Linked DNA regions of Homo sapiens: region 1 is linked to region 2. Evidence: chromatin contacts called from ENCODE Hi-C or POLR2A ChIA-PET data. All regions are on one chromosome and are shown on one strand. Each heading gives the region's core, a stretch centred on a gene start or an enhancer-like site at or near the end of the contact. The rest is flanking DNA. Distances are from core to core; before and after follow the strand shown. Region 1 holds the start of AGAP1-IT1 (AGAP1 intronic transcript 1). Region 2 has its middle 260 kb from the start of AGAP1.

What was found. Hi-C counts contacts between places; a loop is a spot of excess contacts on that map. ChIA-PET counts read pairs that join two places held with the same protein, here RNA polymerase II (POLR2A). Pooled maps may share reads with other maps.
Region 1: a loop to region 2 is called in a pooled map of left cardiac atrium, with 3 times the contacts of the local background. The contact joins the promoter of AGAP1-IT1 here to the enhancer-like site in region 2. A Hi-C loop is called at or near these places in 1 of 168 maps with a recorded cell type or tissue (endothelial cell of umbilical vein) and 1 of 50 pooled maps. POLR2A ChIA-PET finds 5 or more read pairs at or near these places in 1 of 52 experiments (WTC11).

What each region holds. Positions count from the first base shown.
Region 1 is chr2:235,504,487-235,507,186 of GRCh38, reverse strand. It overlaps AGAP1-IT1 (AGAP1 intronic transcript 1), which reads right to left and starts at 1,436. Exons shown (of 2, transcript NR_131900.1): 1 at 1,387-1,436; 2 at 1-234. All of the region lies in intron 1 of AGAP1 (ArfGAP with GTPase domain, ankyrin repeat and PH domain 1), which reads right to left. RefSeq lists an enhancer at 1,638-2,144.
Region 2 is chr2:235,230,140-235,232,839 of GRCh38, reverse strand. No RefSeq gene overlaps it. Among named protein-coding and RNA genes, the nearest start is that of AGAP1, 260 kb to the left of the region's middle. Within about 2 kb of position 1,319, at least 2 of the 41 ENCODE cell types and tissues checked have a DNase peak (open chromatin) inside an H3K27ac peak, as active enhancers do.

The sequences.
Region 1 (2,700 bases), core at 187-2,686, 270 kb before region 2:
CAACTGTCCATCTATCGATGACAAGACAGATTCTGGGCAGCTGCTCCATTCAGGGCTGTGCAGGTACTGATGCTCAGCATTAAAGAGACGACTCACGACTACAGAGCAGTCACCCAGAGAAACGGCAGGAGGTCCTAAGTCAGGGTCGCCCCAGCGCGAGGTAACCAGCTGCCCACGAGCTCCAGGGAGAAAGACTCAGCAAGCGGCCACTCCAGCTCCCTCCAAGCTCAAGTCCTGTGAGAGACGATAATGTACACAAGACTGGAAGAAAAAGTCACCAAAACAAACCTTGCCCATACCCTGTGGGCAGACGGCTGAGGTGTCTATGCCACCTGCTCTGCCATTCACTTCCCGAGGCCCCGCCCTCATTCTCTCCCAGCTTTGCAAACCGTCAGCACAGGAAAGAGGATGAACATGGATGTGAGTGAGGAAAACAAGAGTGTGTGCTTAGCTTTCGTGTGTGGCTTTGCATCTCACTGGCCCTGCCCATACAGACCCGGCTTCCGGTGGCTCCTAACCAAGAATGTTCCCAGTGGCATCCTATTTTCAAAACAAGAAACTCTTGGACAAATAAATTCAAGTTTCTATGTAAAATTCTGAATTTTATGTCCAGAAAACCCCCCAAAAGACAATATCATAGTCATCACAGTTCAATTTTTTTTTTTTTTGAGACAAGATCTCACTCTGGCACCCAGGGTGGAGCGCAGTGATGCAATCATAGCTCACTGCAGCCTGCAACTCCTTGGCTCAAGTGATCCTCCTGCCTCAGCCACTCAAGTAGCTAGGACTAAAGGCACTTGCCACTGTGCCTAGGCTGGTCTCAAACTCCTGGCCTCAAGCAATCCTCCCACTTCGGCCTCCCGAAGCGCTGAGATTACAAGCATTAGCCACCGCACCTGGCTTCAAATTTTTTAAAATATTGAAACCCGAGCTAAATAAATAAATAAATAAAACAGGGCCGGGCACAGTGGCTCATGCCTGTAATCCCAGCACTTTGGGAGGCCAAGGCGGGTAGATCACCTGAGGTCAGGAGTTTGAGACCGGCCTGGCCAACGTGGTGAAACCCTATCTCTACTAAAAACATAAAAATTAGTTGGGTGTGGTGGTGCATGCCTGTAGTCCCCGCTACTCAGGAGGCTGAGGCAGGCGAATCACTTGAACCTGGGAGGCAAAGGCTGCAGTGAGCTGAGATCACACCACTGCACTCCAGCCTGGGCGACAGAGCAAGATTCCGTCTTAAAAAAAAAAAAAAAAAAAGAAAAGAATTTTAAAAAAAGCACTCCCCTCTCCAAGCAGGATCCATAATCAGTAGTAGACCGTCCAACAAAAGGTCTCCCAGCCTGCTCTCGGGGGCTGTCAAGGATCACTTATCATTCGGCCGCCTACCCCGCTCTTCCCAGGCTGAAGTGACTCTGTTCTGGATGCTCCAATCCTAGTACCCACTAGCCTGGAAAGCCCTCCTGACTGCTACCTGGCTTCCAGGATCTCTCCCTGGACTCCGCCCCATCTCCCAGGCCCCTCCCACACAGCCTTGTGTGGCTGCGATCTCTACCTGTATCAGTGGCTCCTGGGGGAGATCTGAAGGGCCCTGAGTGTCCCACACATCTGCCTGTTCTCCCAGCTTCAAAAACTGCGCTCTGCCCAGTGCAGAGGCTTGATAAAATCTTGTCTATTGATTCTCACATTAGCCACTTCCCCTACTAAACAAAGTGAGTATAAACTTGGTCCTCCCACCACCATCCCTCAAAATAAATATTTGCCATTGCAAAGCCACCAGAGAAATCCACACACGCACACACTGCCCTCACTCAATCCATGGCCCCGCGTGTCCTTCCTGGCTCTGGCCTTGTTTAGCACTGGCCTTTGTGGAGGGGGATGGGCAGCTCCCAGGACACAGCGCTGGAACAAAGAAAATTACTCCTTGAGTTGGCAACACTTAGCTTTTTTTCTTCTTTTGTGTCTTCAGCATAATTGCTACAAACAACAAAAACTGAATAATGCTAATACGTAACTATGAAGGCCATAACACAGTTTAGGCCAAACATACAGAGTGAATTCCCTTTCAAAGACCAACACAGATCCAGTGGGTTATCTAAAACCCAGCACAGGGATGGATTGAGGCTGCTTGGGGCTCAGCCAGAAAGAGTCCCCCAGTTGACAACTGACTTCTGCCAGGAGCCAAGGAGAGCCAAAGGGGCCCCTGTTCCAGTCCCAGAGGAACTGCGCCCTCTTCCTGGTGAGGGATTTCGCTCACACAGCTCCATGCACACAGCCGTCATTATTCAACTAACAAGGAATTAATAGCCTGCAGACAATCCAAAAGTTTAAAAACCTAATCTCTAAGTGCTGGAAATGCATTAGCCATGCAAACATTTGTTTATGAACAAACAACTGAAAGAATGAAAATCAGCAAAAGGAGACAAACGGCCATCCTGAGTGTCATAAAATGAACCTTGAAAGCACTGAAAGGTTTCCCAGATAGGGGCTGCTGGGCTGCAGGAGCGGCTTCACGAGCAGCTACGTCCAACCCACAGAGAGAAAGACACAGCCCAGCACACACCCGACAGAAATGAGGCCATATGGGCACCAAAAGGCAAGTGAGAATCTGCACAGTGGTGCTATTCATGACAGCCCCAAAACAGGCAGCCACTCAAACACTGACAGCCCCCGAAACAGGCAGCCACTCAAACACTGACAGCC
Region 2 (2,700 bases), core at 70-2,569:
CTCTCCACAACCATCCTGCACCAGTTAGTACCACACTGGAGACATAAGGAAAGAGGCCCAGAGAGGCAAGGACCGCTCAGTCAGGATGTGGAGGGCGAGACTGGATCCGAGGCTAGATCTGAGGCGGGCCCGGCAGTGACAACATTGTCATCTCATGGTGACATCCAGACCGAGTTCCACTAAGGAGGGAACAGGGCATACTTTCTCTCCTGACTTTGCTGTTGCCACAGCAGCCACCCCACACTGCCTTGTGTGGCGAGAAGCTGGCTGTGGAAACCTGAAAACCGCTCTCCTGCTCCAGATCAGGGCAGCCCCACCACCCGCTCTGGCTGATTTGAGCAGAGTTGATAAAAAGAGTTCAGTGTAGAAAAGGGAGGCCAGGCAACGCCAGTGCCACCGCCACAGTCAGCACACGCAGGAGATGCAGCCCCCAGCCCGGCTGCCTGCACCCTGTAGAACCTGCTGGGCTGTGCCTCCGATATCAGAGTGCTCTAAAATATGTAGGGGGATACAGAGTCTCCCTGTACTCTCAATTCAGAAATGAGAGAGAGAGAATTGTGAAAGCGAATTGGGTGCATCTCTCTCCTATTGAGCATTCAGTGATGCCATGTTAATAGTTTTGAAATGGCCACGTCAAGAGCATTTACACCGCAGAAATTGGCAACCACTGCACCTCCTCTCCCCCACAGCTGGCTTGTTAAACATTTTCCACGACAGTGGGATGGTCCCTCCTCCAGGCCTGCTGAAATCACCCCGGTGGTCAAGTTCACCTAGACCCCTATCAGCTAATTCCTTCCCCTTCCCCGGCATCTCTTTGAGTTTAGCTTGGTCCTGCCCTTAAGTCCATAAATGACTTGCTTGCCTTCCCCTTAAGAATATAGATCAGTTAGTATTTGATTTATCATCATACCTATCCAGATCAATTTTTAAAAGAGATTCTAGTTTTCTAAATAGCTTCCAATTTGTCCATATACCACAACTACCACATTAGACACAATGAGTAGTGCTGCGGGGGTTAACAATGACAACAGAGATAAAACACTTAATATTTTAGACAGTGTTTTGAAAAACACTTTACAGTGAAAAAGGATGGTATAATAGTTTTTACAGTCCTCACAGCCCAGACAGCAGATCCATAAGTCACAAAATGTAAAAAATAGGAGGAAGAAAATACACAGATCTTTGGGATTAAGGACCATTTTATTGCTCATTAGTGCCAGATTGTGGTTTCTAGTCTGAATTACTTAACATTTAGAGCAGAAAGAAAGGAGGAACAGTTCTAAGTGGGACCATCCAAGAAGAATCTTGGCTGAGGCTCCCGCACCCACCCCAGCCCCCTACAAAATGCTTTCTTTCTTTCTCTGTATACTTGATTGTCCCATGGGAGCTGATTGCATAAGGAAGAATATTTTCCTATAATTGTCAGCAGAACATTTCATAGGTTTTTAATAGACAGTGGCCGGTTCTTTGGGGGTATTTGAGCGTTCTCACGCCTTTGAGAGAGTCCCCACCATGTTTGTCAATGCTCAAGTACAGCTAAAGATTCAGATGGCCAAGGGAAAACAGAAGTCTTCTACCCTGTGAACCACAAAGTCTGTACATTTCACAGTGGTAAAAGCCGATTGGCTACTGAATTTCCCCTTGATTACTACTGAGCACATAATTGCTATACAATTAAAATGTAATTATACTGTCAAAGAATAATTCTACAGTTACTCTAGCATAGTGATTTACAAAACTGAAAACATTTTTAAAAGAATTCTGAAAGTTCCTTTCCACATCGCATTGCTAAATCCTTTACTAATTAGTGCCTTTCTGGGCATCTCTCCAAGAGCCTCTTAGCTGCCACACTTTTAAGGTCAACTGTACAAATATTAGCTTATCATCTACTCAGGGCTTCTGAAAACATGATATTAGTTATCAGGAGTGATCTAATTATTGCTTTGTTTGGAGAATAGATAATAAATTCTTTGTACTTCTGAAACATCGCACATTCCCAGCGCTCTAAACCTTATCATAATTCCCTCGGATAAAGAATTACCAACTCTTGCTTGAGACTCTGAAGAAGGAAAAAATAGAAAGGAAGGAAGGAAAGAACGGAGAGAAAAAGAAAGAGAAAAAGAGAGAAACAGAGAAGAAAAGAGATGAAATGAAAGCAGGCTTTGCCTTCGAGGTTCCGAGGAGGGTTCCAGGGCTCCGGTGTTGTGGGAGCTTCTGTTTCTCCCCCTCTGTTTGTTCCTCTGTTGTTTCCTGGGTTCCCTTTCTCCTACCCTAGTCTTCTGTCTCCTCCTCCCATTCTTTCTTTAAGTTTCTTCCTTCCTCTCATCTTTGCCTCCTATGAACCCTCACGGAGAAAGGTTAGTCCTCCCACCAGGCTCAGCTTCAGGTCTCTGCTACAGACCTGCAATCAGATAATTTTAGAAAACTGAGTGCTGTATGTTTAGTTGTGTGTAATTGAAACTTTGCTTCACTCACAAGATCTGGTTTTGTTTGTTTTCTTGTTTACGCCAGGGGAAGTGCCATCCGACAGCCCATTTTTCTTTCTTAATGATCATTTATAAACGTTAGATATCTGCACTTTTGTGCCACAGGGAAAAGGGAATGATTAGTTTTGTAATTCTTGCTGTGGAAAATTCTTTGCAGAAATGGAATCAGCTAAGCCTGGCCTGTTTGTTGTATTCTCAAATGTTCCTCATCTCC